Linked DNA regions of Mus musculus: region 1 is linked to region 2. Evidence: chromatin loops called from intact Hi-C (ENCODE). Cell type or tissue: left cerebral cortex. All regions are shown on one strand. Links, peaks and the distances in the headings refer to the core of each region. The heading gives the core; the rest is flanking DNA.

The links. A loop is a pair of places that touch in the nucleus more often than their neighbours do. Peaks named below come from ENCODE experiments on the same cell type or tissue, not always from the same donor. Only the 100,000 strongest peaks of a DNase experiment are listed, where the experiment ranks them.
Region 1: a loop joins it to region 2, with 9 times the contacts of the local background. A loop is called at or near these places in 4 of 42 quality-filtered maps.

The regions. Positions count from the first base shown.
Region 1 is chr15:27,620,416-27,628,415 of GRCm38, forward strand. It overlaps Otulin (OTU deubiquitinase with linear linkage specificity), which reads right to left. Exons shown (of 7, transcript NM_001013792.2): 2 at 2,867-2,943. Among named protein-coding and RNA genes, the nearest start is that of Otulin, 6.3 kb to the right of the region's middle. In left cerebral cortex, for the core only: a CTCF peak has its summit at 734; DNase peaks (open chromatin) are centred at 4,494, 4,801, 5,089 and 5,292; H3K27ac peaks cover 1,542 bases.
Region 2 is chr15:25,976,886-25,985,941 of GRCm38, forward strand. It overlaps Zfp622 (zinc finger protein 622), which reads left to right and starts at 7,481. Exons shown (of 6, transcript NM_144523.3): 1 at 7,481-8,298. The coding sequence starts at 7,665. In left cerebral cortex, for the core only: no CTCF peak of the experiment used is centred there; DNase peaks (open chromatin) are centred at 5,286 and 7,408; H3K4me3 peaks cover 1,569 bases; H3K27ac peaks cover 1,324 bases.

The DNA of each region.
Region 1 (8,000 bases), core at 1-8,000, 1.6 Mb after region 2:
TGCCTATGATTATGTATATGTATGCATATGACAATTTGTGATTTCAAAAAGAAATTAGGCAATTTTCAGGTTCATCTTGGCTCCTTTTTAAAACTTTTGAGGATAGAGATATTAGCAATTGTTTTAGGAAATGAACCTAGAACACATAGAGTCTACATGTCTTGTACATACGTGTTTCACTCAATTCAACAAATAGTCCCTGAAGGTCTAACCGTGCCAAGCACTGTGCCAGGAATGGAGCTGAGAGGGAATGAGGCCAGGACTCCGCCCCAGTGGGCATCAGAGATGGAAGAGGAAAGGACCACAAGCACTTACAAGCCAGAGCATGGTGGAAGCCACTGACCCAGGAACACCGAAGCCTCCCTAGAGTTTAGGGAGTACAATTTGTTTTAAAGTAAACTGTAAAAACTGCTTATTCAAAAAAACCACCTCATTGTTCATTTCTCAAAGAAAAAAAAAAAACAACCTTTTACAAAAGGTTGCATAATCCATGCACAGACAGAGTTCTGTGTGTAGTACATAGTGATTAACCTAGACATGAAAACAACCACTGTTACTCTGTGAAATTCAAGAGATAATGTTTAGGAGGCTACTTAGAATAAGGAAGTACTCACATGTATCTGCCTCCCCACTCACATGCCCCCCAGACAGGAAGAACTGCTATTACACAGTCAGGACCCTTCTGGGCCATCAGTTCTTGTCAGGGAGGGCTGTACGCCTGGGAAGAAGGTACTTCACCAGCAGAGGACGGGCTTCCAGACAATAAGTCTTCCTTCCTGTCTCCTCCACTGCTGTCCTCACTTGCAGACACACTAAGACTGACCCCTGGGCAAGGCTGGGGAGTCCTACCATCTCAGATCACAGGGTTAAGGCTGGCCCAGGGGTCTTATAAAAGCTGGAGAACAAGCCAGAAGCCCGATCCTGTCCTGAATCAGAGGTCAGCATAAGGTAAGAGGCTTGGAGAACTTAAGTACTTGCATAGCTACAACATAATGTTACCTGAATCCCAGCAGGCTTCTGTGTCTGGGAGGCACAGCAGGTCCCACATGCTGACTAAGCTAGGGGATGGAGGCACAGGAGGAGGCAGTGTTTGACCTCGTCAGCCCACTGAGCACAACTCCCTCCATCTAACTAAACTACACAGGCTTCCATTGCTGCTTCAAGGAAGAAGACTAGTTCTTTTGACAAAACCAAGAAAAGAAAATAATAATAATAATAATAATAATAACAACAACAACAATAATAAGTAAGGGAAGTAAAAAAAAAAAAACCTCAAGAGTGGAAAACAGGCAGTCAGATAAGCAAGCACCACATACGTGACAAATACAATAATCAGACCTCAAAGGATAAGAAACAAACTGGGACTCCTCCAGGAACCTGGAACATTCAGGACAGACTAGCACTGGGATCTCAAACTTCTTCTACAATGGGTCTGGTAGAAAATCACCAGGGTTTTAGGGGCACATGGTTTGGCAACTCCTCAGTTTGCATGAAAGCTCCCAAATCAAACATAAGCTTATAAGTTCCAAAAGAACTGCATTTACAAAACTGGACAGGTCAAGGTGTGGAAAGCCTTCACTGAGCTAAATTCACCTACAAAAGCATGAGAGCTTTCTTACAGGTCGCAGTAAGCACTGTGCCCTGCCATGGAGGAGGCAGAGCGCCTACAGGACACTGAGGAAGGGCAGTGAGCTATGAGGAGTACCGTGAGACTGAAAACACACTTCACCAAACTCACTAAATAGTTGGGCACTGTGTGGGAACAATGCTGGACAAAAGAAAGTCAGCCAGGAGGTGATGGTGCACGCCTTTAATCCCAGCACTCAGGAGGCAGAGGCAGGCAGATCTCTGAGTTCAAGGCCAGCCTGGTCTACAGAGTGAGTTCCAGGACAGCCAAGGGAACAGAGAAACCCTGTCTCGAGAAAAAAAAAAAAAAAAAAAAGGAAAGAGAGAGAGAGAGAGAGAAAGAAAGAAAGAAAGAAAGAAAGAAAGAAAGAAAGAAAGAAAGAAGGAAAGAAGGAAAGAAAGAAAGAAAGAAAGAAAGAGGGAGGGTGGGTCAAATCAAAACCGAGCCCCGGAGGTGGAAGAGGAAAACAGAGGGTCTACAGCATTATCAAACGATGCTATGTAAGCCGAGTGATTTGGAGCAAGGCAGCCATGAAGACTGAGCATCCTATGAAGTTCTAAGGAGGGTCACTACAAAACATCCCTGCTGCTTCATAGGGATCAGCTCTGGAGGAAGAATCAGAAACCATTACCAAACCGTACGTATCCTAATTACAATAACACTTTTGTTAGCCACAGGGACAGAAGCCATTCTAATAGAGAGGCAGAGCATGAGAATCACACAAGCAGTGAGAGTTCCATTCATTCATAGGCACTCTGTGGAGATCTCTCCTCAGCCTCTGCACAGGCCGACCTGCAGAGGAAGGCCACACTTCACTTGGAGTCACACCAGGAATGAGAAGAGCAAGCTGGAAGAGCTACAGACGGCAGAGCCACACAGTGGCCGGCGTTCTCAAGCACATGGTCATTGTGCCACAGTCATTAGAGGCACCGGGCCCTCGTCAAGGATAAGTGTACGGCTAACTTCTCAAAACATCTTGCAACTGAAAATGACCAATGTGTTCAAATCCAAACTCTTCTAAGGATGTAAAGAGCCAAGCTGAGAGACGGCAGACTAAAGAGACGCGGGGCAGAGTCTTCCCTACGTCTATTTCAGCCAAGTGAGTAGTTCGTGTAGAAGAGACTGGATGTATGAGAGGACTTGTAGGAATTACAGGCCGCATTTCATGAACGCGGGCGTGCTGATCTAACTAGTTATCTATGACAAGAAAGTCTACAGACAAAACAGTTCCACACATACCTGATATCCCTCTTTCATGTATTAGCAATTCTTTCTCCTTTTCTATTTCATCTGCAGCACGGTACATGTCCTCCTCGCTGAAATCACACCAAAGTAGATATTTTCAAACTCTTGTTGCACTGACATTTCCCACTGTGTGACAATATACAGCTGCTTACGAAATGCTATGACATGGAGATTTTACATGACTCCAAGGTCAACCGAACTAAAATCTACAGGCATGCATCCAAGTCAGGGACTCTCCTGAATGGCTCCTCCATGTGCTGAGAACAAAAACAAGTGCTGTGTACACAGCATTTACACAGAATGCCCACTTTTATAACATATTACGAGTAAATCTGACGGCAACTAACTCTGAACATGAAAAGAGAGAATCATTACAAAGCCCCATAAGCTAAAAATCTTCCTCAAAGATTCTCTTGTTCCCTCACCAGCCACCAGCCAACCACCCAGATGACACTATGTTCCCACATAGTTTAATGACTACTACTAATGAACAACATCTTTAAGAATATATCCACTTCCCAAGGTGTCTTCAGTAACTAGTAAGTATTAGGAAGAGGGTAAAATTCCAGGCAAAGATAATGAATGTGGCTCCCACTTTGAAAACACCTCCCTTTCCTTAAAAATTTAGAGGCTTGGCTAGAGCTGCCCTGCATGTGCCAACTTTAGTATTAATCCCAGCACCTTGAAAATAATATTCACCCCAAAATGACAATAAAGGGGACAGAACACAAACTGTGTATGTGAAAGACCAGAAGGGAGCAGAGGGGAAATGGTACAAACAAGGAAGTTCTGGGATAGCTGGAAAGGCAGCTATGCAAGGCAAGCTAGGGAGTCTGAGGCTCAGGAACTAGAAGAAGCAAGTTCATCTGAAGGAATAGCAACACACTGAGCTTAAAATCAGGAGAGGCCACACTAGGAGTGTGCAGACTTCCATCTCCCTGTACTTCCCATGACACTGCTCCATCCTCCCAGCAGACGGAAGAAAGAGGAGCTTCAAACACAATGGAATCCAGGAAGGCAGAGGTGCCAGGCTCAGATATAACTAACCAAGTAAGCAAGGTACTCCTGCTTCTGATCTCTTCCTTCTTGGACATGGCCTAGCAGACAGAGCTGGGAGGAAGACCAGAGTCTCAGGAGAGAAAGACAAAGAACGGAGGTAAGAGTGAATCTAACCAGAACCTCATGAACTCATCCAGTGTTTCCCACGTATGAGAGAACAAATGTCTAAATCTGCCCCTTGCAGACGTGGTGGTACATGCTTATAATCCCAGTACTCAAGAAGCTGTGGATGGAGATCTTGATATCAAAACCAGCCTGGACTATAGCAAGACCTTGTCATTTACATATATATGTAAATATATATGAATGCGCCTTACCCACCCCTTCCCTCCAGCACAGCTCTGATTATTCTCCTATGCACTACTCAGAGTTCAACCCAAACAGTTACTCACAACTACCCTACATGTTTTACAGGGACTCGCTCCAGGCATTCTCTTGTCCCAGCGGATTCAGAATCGTGACCCGCCTCTTTGCTAACACATCCTGACATGTGCTTTGTGGCACACACTCTACAGAGAGCAACAGTTACTGTGGGTACCCAGTCAGACTGAGAGAAGATAGCTGCTCTGTATCCTAGTCCTCATTACCTCTACGTGCAGCAGTTCCTGGAGTATTTACTTCACAGGATTGCTGTGAGAGAGACAGGTTTAAAGTAACAAGTACTCAAAAAAGCTGGCTACTATTAATTTTCATATATCCAATGTGGAGAGTACTAATGGAAAATCTGCCCAGTGGTCATTGCTCAGCTTTCTTCTCTCTAGTGTGTATGTACAGTGTTAGCAGTATGATGGTAAGAGAGCAAGTATCATATGATGCAGTGACATTTCAAGCAAAAGGCATGATGTCACTCAGAGAGCTTGTGCCCAAGTGGAAAGCAAACAGATGCATGGGGACCACAGATCAAAGGCCAAAAATAAAATATGACCACATGTTCTCATCCTTCTCTCATAAACTTAATAACAGCTTTCTGTCAACCAACAATGACGCCTATCAGAGGAATTCTGACCCTCTAAAATAGTCATTGAAACAAATCACTTTCTTAATATATTTAAATTCTCAGAAGCTGTCTTCAGATGACACTTCCCCAATCTCGCCCTCACTTTTCTCAGCTTAAGTGAGAAGGCTGTGTGAGCTGCGGTTCCTCTTCCAGCTAACTCCTAACCGCCTGTGATAAATTTGCATTGCAGGCAAATTCTGTGGCTAGCCTGGATGAGCTTTTGGCTCCCCTCATCTTCCTCACAACCCAGTGCCCAGAGAGGGCAATCCAAATGGTCACTTTACAAAGACAAATGCTCACACAGGGCAACAGGAAAAGAACCAGAAGAAGGGAAGAGCAGAACAGGCAGGAGAGCTGCGTGCACAGCAAGACAGAGCAGCACCGACTCGGTGGGCGGGCAGGAAGAGCAGTGACTCAGGACGCGGTTCTCACAAGAGGAGCCGAGCAGAAGCCATCACTTCGGCAACCATACATTTCACCCAGATCCTTGCACCAGTATTTTGTTAATGTCACTGGCCACCAAAGGTGAGCCGCAATGTGAGACTTCGAATTTGAGCCCAAAGCTGTGCGTCCTGGGAGAACAGATGGCCACCTTTAAGTCATGGAGATCCACACAGTCAGAAAGGAAAGCATGTGAGAGCCAGGATGAACTGTGCATCCACCTAAGGAAACCAGAAAGGAACAGGGGAAAAACTATGCGTAGAGAACCCTAGGGACGGAGCACGTGGCTAGCATGCCCCAGCCTCTGGCTCTCACCCACTGGAAAGTAAAAAACGACAATGGCTTCACTGAACTTGTGTCTTGGGGCTGAAGTGCAGGTTTGCTTTGCTCTACTGTCTTGAACTGACAAATGCTGTGCCGCCAACAACTGCAAAGCGGCGTTGGCCACGCTGGGAATGTGGAGCTGGTGGAGGGCTGAGCTCTTTTGTAATGGGAGGGAAAGATAATGAAACAATGCAAGGAAGGGGGCAATATTAAGATAAAGTCATCAATGCTGACAGAGCTGAAAGAATGGCAACTTTTACTGGGAAAGACATGTCCACTCTGGGAAGGACCTCAGACTCAGATGATCACCACAGCAAAGACTTCTCTCCTAAACCATGACAGCCAAAAAACAGTAGGGTGAGAAATGACTCCATGTCCAGACATGCTAGTTACACTTCAACTGTACAGTTAAATTTTAAACCAAAATGATAATAACTCCTAACTAGAAATTTCCTAGTTTCGCATCCTGGCATTATTTGAAAGGATCTGTTTTCAAGTTCCCAATAAATACTATTTACCCATTTTCTCATGAGCTAGACTACTCTATTCTGAATCCAACATGCCAAACTGAGTAAGCTCCAGTACATGCTAAATTATAACTAGTACCTCTTCCTTTGCTCACAGATTTCCATATCAACAAATTTTAAAGGTAAGAGTGTGTGTGTGTGTGTGTGTGTGTGTGTGTATGTGTGTGTGTCTGTGTGTTGTGGGAGGGAGATTGAGCTAGGCCAGCCTTGAACTCCTGATCCTTCTCCAACTCTGCCTTTGGAGTGCTGGCATTACAGGAAAGAAGTACTAAATCCAGCTAAGACTTGTTTGCAAATGCTTACTAGTGCAAACAAAATTATACTATTTCCAAGAAAACTGTAAAATTAAAGGCAGAGGTCAGTGAAACAGATTTCTATGAAGCCATATTTTCAATTTCTGATTCAAGACATGAAATGAAAACAACCAATTCTAACGTCTATGCACAGCTTACAAACACTACTGTTTTCTTGTTATTAAAAAGCAGCATTTATTTTGGTATTTACTACTTTATGTGCATGACTGCTTCCCTGAATGCATATCTGTATGCCATTCGTGTGCCTAGATCCTGAGGCCAGAAGAGGGGGCGGGATCCTCTGGTACTGGAGTTACGGGTGGTAACTGTAAGTGCTGAGTGAGAGCCTAAACCAGGTCCTACACAAGGGCGGCAAGGACTCTTAACCACTAGCCATTTTTCCAGCCCTCTCTGCAGTATTGGTAAGGTGGAGTCAACCAATGTGACACCACACATCTTCCTACCCAGACCCAGAAACGTAAAGACCACTAGGCCTAGCCTTTGTCTAGTCTGGTGACTGCAGAGAGGATAAACAACAGAACACATACAGGAAAGTACCAGCACCTAGGCCAAAATTCCACCCACTTCTGCAAGTGGACTTTCCATGTCAGCTCATCCTGCTCCATGTGACTTCCAGAAGCGCATAAGGACAACACAGCTGCCTGCAACAAGGAGGTCTGGAAACATCCTGGGTGACTCCTCAAGCGGGGTCTTCCTTGCGTGAGGAAAGGAGAGGGAGTCCACTACATCCCCACAGCTACACGCCTTCTTACCCCACTCTGGAAGCTAGGCTGGGCAAGGACAGAAAACAGCATAAACGAGGGTTGACAATCCCTGCAAACAGCCTAACACATAGAGGAGTGTGCTCGCAGACCCTTGAAGAATACCTTAGCTTAGAAACACAAGTTTGCACTCAATTTCATCGGGCTTCCCAGACGACTGGTATGCCTCCATACAAGAGCATACCCAGCATCAATCTCAGAGTAAACCCCAGTCCCATCCTCAAGTAGACTGAGAAGGCGCACGGGGTAGTCTGTGACTTCCCTAACCACTTCCGGTTTGGTCACGCCCTTGAGGAGGATAGCGTGGTATGACTGTCTAAGGGTTCCCCACATGAAAGGATGAAGGGAAGGGAAGATGGAGCAAAGGAGGCCTGTGATGTGAGCAGCCGGGGAACCTGCACAAGGTCAGTTACTCTGGTCTAATGTCAGGCCTCTTCAAATGGGACTCCCAGCTTTACAGTGACCATCCCTTGGGGCTTGTGCAGGAGGCAGTGTATACATGTGGTTTGGGTGTCCCTCTTCCCCAGTCCTTTCCCCTGTGAAATGCGGTGAGCTTATTAAAAAGAAATCAGAACAGCTGAGCTACTAGAGCCAAACCCCAAGTTCATAATTCACCTGTAGGCTGCCTAGGACTTACACTCATAACCAATCTCCCTCAAATGTAGTAAAAATAACGCTATAGCATATCTCAAATCATATCCAATC
Region 2 (9,056 bases), core at 399-8,398:
GTTGCTTGTATATTGCAGCCAACCCAAAGGGCCTGAAAAAGACTAGATAGGACTACAAACCTTTACACTACCTGTCCCTCTATGGTAGCCTAAGTAACAGTATTCTGTTTAATCTTCAAGATCCTACATTTCATAGATGACTTAGTCTACTTCTTGCTTCAATAACAGAACTCCCGAGGCTGGTAAGTTTATAAATAAATTGATTAGGTTCTCAGTTCTAGAGGTCCAAGAGTATGGAATTGACATCTATTGAGTTGGCACTGATGGATGAACTGCTGGACCACATGTGGAAGAAAATTAGAAGTTAAAGTGGATGTATGTGGAAGCTAGGTATCACATGGTCATGGGGGAGGCTGACTAAGGTTCAATGGGCAACTCTCTTTTTTATATTTTTAATTGGATATTTTCTTCATTTACATTTCAAACGCTATCCCGAATGTCCCCTATACCCTCCACCCACCCTGTTCCCCAACCCACCGACTCCCCCTTCCTGGCCCTAGCATTCCCCTGTACCGGGGCATATAATCTTTGCAAGACCAAGGGCCTCTCCTCCCAATGATGGCCGACTAGGCCATCTTCTGCTACATATGCAGCTAGAGTCCAGAGCTCCGGGGTACTGGTTAGTTCATATTGTTGTTCCTCCTATAGGGTTGCAGACCCCTTCAGCTCCTTGGGTACTTTCTCTAGCTCCTCCATTGGGGGCCCTGTGTTCCATCTAATAGATGACTGTGAGCATCCACTTCTGTATTTGCCAGGCACTGGCATAGCCTCACAAGAGACAGCTATATCACGATCCTGTCAGCAAAATCTTGCTGTCATATGCAATAGTGTCTGGGATTGGTGGCTGTTTATGGGATGGTTCCCAGGGTGGAGCAGTCTCTGGATGGTTCTTCCTTCCATCTCAGCTCCAAACTTTGTCTATGTAATTCCCTCCATGGGCATTTTGTTTCCCATTCTAAGGAAGAATGAAGTATCCACACTTTGGTCTTCCTTCTTCTTGGGTTTCATGTGTTTTGCAAATTGTATCTTGAGTATTTTAAGTTTTGGGGCTAATATCCACTTATCAGTGAGTGCATATTATGTGAGTTCTTTTGTGATTGGGTTACCTCACTCAGGATGATATCCTTCAGATCCATACATTTACCTAAGAATTTCATAAATTTATTGTTTTTAATATCTGAGTAGTACTCCACTGTGTAAATGTACCACATTTTCTGTATCCATTCCTCTGTTGAGGGACATCTGGGTTCTTTCCAGCTTCTGGCTATTATAAATAAGGCTGCTATGAACATAGTGGAGCATGTGTCCTTATTACCAGTTGGAAAATCTTCTGGGTATATGCCCAGGAGAGATACTGCTTGATCTTCTGGTATTACTATGTCTAATTTTCTGAAGAACTGCCAGACTGATTTCCAGAGTAGTTGTACCAGCTTGCAATCCCACCAGCAATGGAGGAATGTTCCTCTTTCACCACATCTTCGCCAGCATCTGCTGTCACCTGAAATTTTGATCTTAGCCATTCTGACTGGTGTGAGGTGGAATCTTAGGATTGTTTTGATCTGCATTTCCTTGATGATTAAGGATGTTGAACATTTTTTCAGGTGCTTCTCTGCCATTTGGTATTCCTCAGTTGAGAATTCTTTGTTTAGCTCTGTACCCCATTTTTAAATAGGGTTATTTGATTTTCTAGTGTCCAGCTTCTTGAGTTCTTTGTATTAGATATTAGTCCCCTATCGGATTTAGGATTGGTAAAGATCCTTTCCTAATCTGTTGATGGCCTTTTTGTCTTATTGACAGTGTCTTTTGCCTTAGAAAAGCTTTGCAATCTTATGAGGTACCATTTGTCGATTCTTGATCTTACAGCACAAGCCATTGCTGTTCTGTTCAGGAATTTTTCCCCTGTGCTCATATTTTCAAGGCTTTTCCCCACTTTCTACTCTGTAAGTTTTAGTGTCTCTGGTTTTATGTGGAGTTCCTTGATCCACTTAGACTTGAGCTTTGTACAAGGAGATAGGAATGGATCAATTCGCATTCTTCTACATGATAACCACCAGTTGTGCCAGCACCATTTGTTTTGAATGCTTTTTTCCCACTTGATGGTTTTAGCTCCTTTGTCAAAGATCAAGTGACCATAGGTGTGTGGGTTCTTTTCTGGGTCTTCAATTCTATTCCATTGATCTACCTGTCTGTCGCTGTACCAGTACCATGCAGTTTTTATCACAATTGATCTGTAGTACGGCTTGAGGTCAGGCATGGTGATTCCACCAGAGGTTCTTTTATTGTTGAGAACAGTTTTTGCTATTCTAGGTTTTTTGTTATTCCAGATGAATTTGCAAACTGCCCTTTCTAATTCTGTGAAGAATTGAGTTGGAATTTTGATGGGGTGTCTTAGAGTTTCTATTCCTGCACAAACATCATGACCAAAAAGCAAGTTGGGGAAGAAAGGGTTTCTTCAGCTTACAGTTCCATACTGCTGTTCATCACCAAGGGAAGTTCCAAAGTTCCAAAGTCCTTCCACAGTCATCCCCAAAACATGGTCAGGTTGTCACAGGAATACCCCACCCCTGGTACCAACTTCTGTATTAATCAGGGTTCTCAAGAGTCAACAGAATTTATGGGTAGTCTCTAAATAGTAAAGGAATTTATTGATGACTTACAGTCTGCAGTCAAACTCCCAACAATGGTCAGTAGCAGCTGTGAATGGAAGTCCAAGGATCTAGCAGTTGCTCAGTCCAACATGACAAGCAGGCAAAGGAGTGAGAGAGAGCCTTCCTTCTTCCAATGTATAGTCTCCAGCAGAAGGTATAGCCCAGATTAAAGGTGTGTGCTACCACACCTTTAATCCCAGATGACCTTGAACTTGGAGATCTCCCGGTCTTAATCTTCTGGAGTCAATAGCCACTAGGCCTCAAGATCTCCATACCAAGATCCAGGCCAGAAACTTCTATCTCCCAGTCTCCAGATTGCAGTCATTGGTGAGCCTTCCAATTCTGGATTGTAGTTCCTTCCAGATATAGTCAAGTTGACAACCAGGAATATCCACTACATGGGGATTGCATTGAATGTAGATTGCTTTCGGCAAGATAGCCATTTTTACTATATTAATCCTGCCAATCCATGAGCATGGAGATCTTTCCATCTTCTGAGATCTTCTTCGATTTCTTTCTTCAGAGATTGAAGTTCTTATCATACAGATCTTTCACTTCCTTAGTTAAGAGTCACACCAAGGTATTTTATATTATTTGTGACTATTGTGAAGGGTGTTGTTTCCCTAATTTCTTTCTCAGCCTGTTTATCCTTTGTGTAGAGAAAAGCCACTGACTGAGTTAATTTTATATCCAGCTGAAGCTGTTTATCAGGTTTAAGAGTTCTCCAGTGGAATTTTTAGGGTTACTTATATATACTATCATATCATCTGCAAATAGTGATATTTTGACTTCTTCCTTTCCAATTTGTATCCCCCTGATCTCCTTTTGTCATCTAATTGCTCTGGCTAGGACTTCAAGTACTATATTGAATAGGTAGGGAGAAAGTGGGCAGCCTTGCCTAGTCCCAGATTTTAGTGGGATTGCTTCAAGTTTCTTTCCATTTAGTTTATTGTTGGCTACTGGTTAGCTGTATATTGCTTTTACCAACTTCTGTATTAATCAGGGTTCTCAAGAGTCAACAGAATTTATGGGTAGTCTCTAAATAGTAAAGGAATTTATTGATGTTTAGGTATGGGCCTTGACTTCCTGATCTTTCCAAGACTTTTATCATGAATGGGTGTTGGATTTTGTCAAATGCTTTCTCAGCATCTAATGAGATGATCATGTGTTTTTTTTTTTGTCTTTGAGTTTGTTTATATAGTGGATTACATTGATGAATTTCTGTATATTAAATATTCCCTGTATCCCTGGGATGAAGCCTACTTGATCACGATGGATGATCATTTTCATGTGTTCTTGGATTCGGTTTCCGAGAATTTTATTGAGTATTTTTGCATTGGTATTCATAAGGGAAATTGGTCTGAAGTTCTCTTTGTTGGGTCTTTATGTGGTTTAGGTATCAGAGTGAATTGGGTAGAATACCTTCTGTTTCTATTTTGTGGAATAGTTTGAGGAGAATTGAAATTAGGTCTTCTTTGAAGGTCTGATAGAACTCTGCACTAAACCCATCTGGTCCTGGGCTTTTTTTGGTTGGAAGACTATTAATGACTGCTTCTATTTCTTTAGGGGAGATGGGACTGTTAAGATCGTTAATCTGATCCTGATTTAACTTTGGTACCTGGTATCTGTCTAGGAAATTGTCCATTTCATCCAGGTTTTCCAGTTTTGTTGAGTATAGCCTTTTGTAGTAGGAAGGATCTGATGAGGCTTTGGTCAACTCTTGTAGTGACCCATCTAATACTAGTTTCTTGACAAAAACATGAATCCACTCATTAAGGTAAAGCTCCTATGACTTAATTACCTCTTAAGTGTTCCATTGCCTTCCAACACTGTTACACTGGGGAACAAAATTCTGGCCCTAGAACCTTTAAGGGATATACCATATCTAAATAATAGCAAGCATAATTAACAAGTGGTAAATAGACTAAGGCTACACCCCTAGCAGAGGACAAACTAGACTGACCACAGTCTGTTCTCTCGAGTTCACTACAGAATCAATGGAGGGAGCAGTGGTGCTCTGAAGAGGAAAAGTAAAGGGTACTGAGAAGCCGAAGATGCTAAATAGGATTGTGAAAATAAACAAGAGCAAGCAGAGAGGAAATCAAGGATAGCAACAAATGCAAAATCAAATAGGAAAAAAAAATCTAGAAATGCTTTTCTTTATATAGCTAATTTCTGCTTTTCATGGAGACTTGAAAATACATATATTTTGCTCACTTCAGCTGGTGAGGAATACTAGATATATTTCTCAAAATGAGATGTTTAGAAAGTTATTCCAAAATTTCTATATAATCTCGAAATAAAAACTTTCTGCAACAAAGAAAAAAAATGAGATTTTACCTTTGCACTACAAAATCGCAGTTTTAAGAAACACTGAATAGACTCTGCCCTGGTATTATTCTAGTGTTGGGTATGGGGCCATGAAAGGGAAGCCTGTTTTCACGGAACTTATACTCAAGATGACTAACATGATGTATGACTAGGCCTTCTGATTTGTGCATAATTATAAGGTTTCCCTGGATGCAGGACTTCCATTGCTAAGCCTGGGAGAAAATAACAAACACTAGTAGTAGCTGCTCTCTCAAAGCAATCCATAAAGTCCACCTGGCCCCACTCCGCTGTTCTTCATGGACTTCTGACCAGGCCTTTCACATTAGATGAGCTGAGAATACTGTAAAAGTACTTAGTCAGGGAGCCGGGTGTGGTGGCGAACGCCTTTAATCCCAGCACTTGGGAGGCAGAGGCAGGTGGATTTCGGAGTTCGAGGCCAGCCTGGTCTACAAAGTGAGCTCCAGGACAGCCAGGGCTATACAGAGAAACCCTGTCTCAAAAAACCAAAATAAATAAATAAATAAATAAAGTACTTAGTCAACACCAGAACTGCACAGGCAAAAGGGAAGCTAACTGCCACCCTATGAAGACAAATATTACTATGGGGAGATTCAATTGACAAGGAAAGAACATCTCTTACTATTAGCCAAGCGAGTCTTCTCTGATGAGACTCCTCCAGCCATGGTAAAATACTAACCCTTCAGGTTACTTCAGCCTTCGCCACAGGTTCACCATGAACTCATGTGAGAGTACATAAGAACCACCTAACTCGGGCACGCTTGCCTTGCAGAAACTGAATGTTTTGATGCTAAATACTAGTGATTCAATATAGCACAACAGATAACAGTGATAAAAAGCAATACCTAGTAAGGACTTAAGAAATGGGGTGTTGCAGCAGTATGTAGCAGAGGATTGCATTGTTTGGCCTCAGTGCCAGAGCATGTGCCTAATCCTCTAGAGACTTGATACCCCAGGGAGGGGCTTTGCAGGAGGGGGGTCACCCTCTCTGAGGTGAAGGGGAGGGAGTATAGGGGAAAGAACTCTGTGAAGGGGACTAGGAGAGGGCAACATTTGGGATATAATTATAATAATAACAAAAACAACAACAACACAAAAAAAATACTGGCATTATTTTTGACAAAAGGCTCTAGAACCCCCCCCCCCCCAAAGGCATTTGGGCAAAGGTTTACAAAAGGGAGCAAGCTGGCAGAAAGATATTCAGGCAGAATAGCATAGCAACGGATTTCTAACACAATACCAAAAATATACTTGCTTAACCTGTTAGAACAATTGACATTGAATCAGGGTGAGTTAAAGGCAGGGATAGAACAGAGGATTTGCCAGGCAGTGGTGGCATACGCCTTTAATCCAAGCACTTGGGAGGCAGAGGCAGGTGGATTTCTGAAGGTCGAGGCCAGCCTGGTCTACAGAGTGAGTTCCAGGACAGCCAGGGCTACACAGAGAAACCCTGTCTCAAGAAAAAAAAAATCGAACTGATATGAATTGCTGCTGTTATACACACAGGGTCTCCAAGGTTTAGTACCCACGATGGAGCGTAAAATCACAGATAGATCCTTTTAAAGTTTTAGATGCTGAAAGAGTATTTCGATCATTAAAAGCAACTTCACCTAGTTTGACTTTTTTGTTTGTTTGTTTTTATTAGGTATTTATTTCATTTACATTTCCAATGCTATCCCAAAAGTCCCCCACACGGTCCCCCACCCACTCCCCTACCCATCCACTCCCACTTTTTGGTCCTGGCGTTCCCCTGTACTGGGGCATATAAAGTTTGCAAGTCCAATGGGCCTCTCTTTCCACTGATGGCCAACTAGGCCATCTTCTGATACATATGCAGCTAGAGACACGAGCTCTGGGGGTAATGGTTAGTTCATATTGTTGTTCCACCTATAAGGTTACTTTCTCTAGCTCCTCCACTGGGGGCCCTGTGATCCATCCAATAGCTGACTGTGAGCATCCACTTCTGTGTTTGTTAGGCCCGGGCATAGTCTCTACTTTGACTTTTTATATGGCTACTTGGATTTAAAAATCTCACATGTGGCTCGGATTATATTTTGTGGGACAGTGGCTAGGCTGTACTTTCGGCTCCCAGCAGGGAATCTTTTCTGTTCAAGAGCTCTGACCGCCCCCTTCGCTGCAAAGAGCTTGGGTCGGTTTGGCCTCCGGAAGTTCCACGCTGTCGCCACGTTTGATCCCCCTTTCCAGAGGCGCGAGAGACAGTCTTGACGGGATCCATCTCTCAAGAGCAGTCCCAGAACCATCCCAGGCACCCACGCCCTTCTTTCCCTCACAAGCCCATCCCTCTGACCTCGTCACGGCAAGCGACACAACCGCTAAGCCCTCAGGAGGCAGCGGCATCCTCCAGGCACACGCCCACCTTTGATTGACAGGGCGGATCCAGGCGCGAAGAGAGCGACATGAAACTTCGTCATTTCCGGGGACCCAGGCGGGCCTTCTTAAGCCAGCTGCCAAGAGTTTCCTGTGCGAGTCGGAAGTTCCCTCACTTAGAACTCGGAAGTTCCCTCACTTAGAGCCCGGAAGCTGGTGTCTGGTGTGTCTTTTCCTGGCTGTGGGCGAAGGAGGTTCTCTGCGTTTGTGGGACTAGAAGGCGGCCGGTCAGGCTTAGAAGGTTCTCGGCTGGGTCGTCTCTGTCTTCCGGGCCCGGGGATGGCGGCTCTCACGTGCATCACCTGCCGGGTGGCGTTCCGCGACGCGGAGCTGCAGCGGGCGCACTACAAGACGGACTGGCACCGCTACAACCTGCGGCGCAAGGTGGCCGCCATGGCCCCGGTGACGGCCGAGGGCTTCCAGGAGCGGGTGCGGGCGCAGCGCGCGGTGGCCGAGGCGGCGGAGGCGAGCAAGGGCGCGGCCACCTACTGCACGGCGTGCGGCAAGAAGTTCGCCACCTTCAACGCCTACGAGAACCACCTCGGCTCCCGGCGGCACGCCGAGCTGGAGCGGAAGGCGGTGCGGGCCGCGAGCCGGCGCGTGGAGCTGCTGAACGCCAAGAACCTGGAGAAGGGGCTGGGCGCGGACGGCGTCGACAAGGACGCCGTGAACGCCGCCATCCAGCAGGCCATCAAGGCCCAGCCCTCCACGTCCCCCAAGAAAGCGCCCTTCGTGCCCACGGACGAGTGCGGGAGGGCGGCGGCGGGCGCACGGGGCGTCCCGGAGCGAGACCCGACGGAGAAGCCGCCCCGGCTCCAGTGGTTCGAACAGCAGGCGAAGAAGCTGGCGAAGCAGCAGTGGGAGGACGGAGAGGAGGAGGGAGAGGAAGAGGAGGAAGACGACGAAGACGAAGGTAGGTAAGGGTCCTGTCGGGGTTGGGGCGAGCGGGAGGCTCCGGGAGACATCGCGATGGAGACGAAGGGCTGGGTCCACGTTCAGCGATGTCGCCCTCCCCTGAGGCCCCCAGCCCGAGCCTTCTTCAGTGTTTACCTTTGCGACATCCATTCCCAGGCTGGACCCTGACTTTCTTCTTATCCTTTTACCGCAGCCTTTGAGGGAGTGGGGTTCCAGGCCCAGGGCATCCCGCCTGGATTTAAAGATGTTTCCTGGTTTATGACTTTTAACTAGTTAAGCAGATGGATTGTAGGCCTCCATACTTTTTTGGTGTTTTTTTGGTTTTTCGAGACAGGGTTTCTCTGTGTAGCCCTGGCTGTCCTGGAACTCACTCTGTAGACCAGGCTGGCCTTAAACTTTAGAAATCCCCCTGCCTCTGCCTCCCAAGTGCTGGGGTTAAAGGCGAGTGCCACCACTGCCGGGCTGTAGACCTCCATTCTTATGCTTGCTCCCGGACGCACCAAACTTCGTGTGGACCCGAAAGGGAACAGTATTTGGGGATTTCTATAGGACATTTTAGAGTGAGGGCAGAAGTGGTTTAAATGCCTCACTGCTCTTCATTTCCACAGGGCACTTTGTCTGTCTGCGTCTCTGTGGTGGATCCAGGACCTAGGGCATTGATTAAAAACAGAATAAAAGAGTAGAGGCGCATTCTTAACGGGCAAAACATTCTTTTAGTTTGGATCAGGAAGGGTTACACTGGTGCACAGAAAGCTA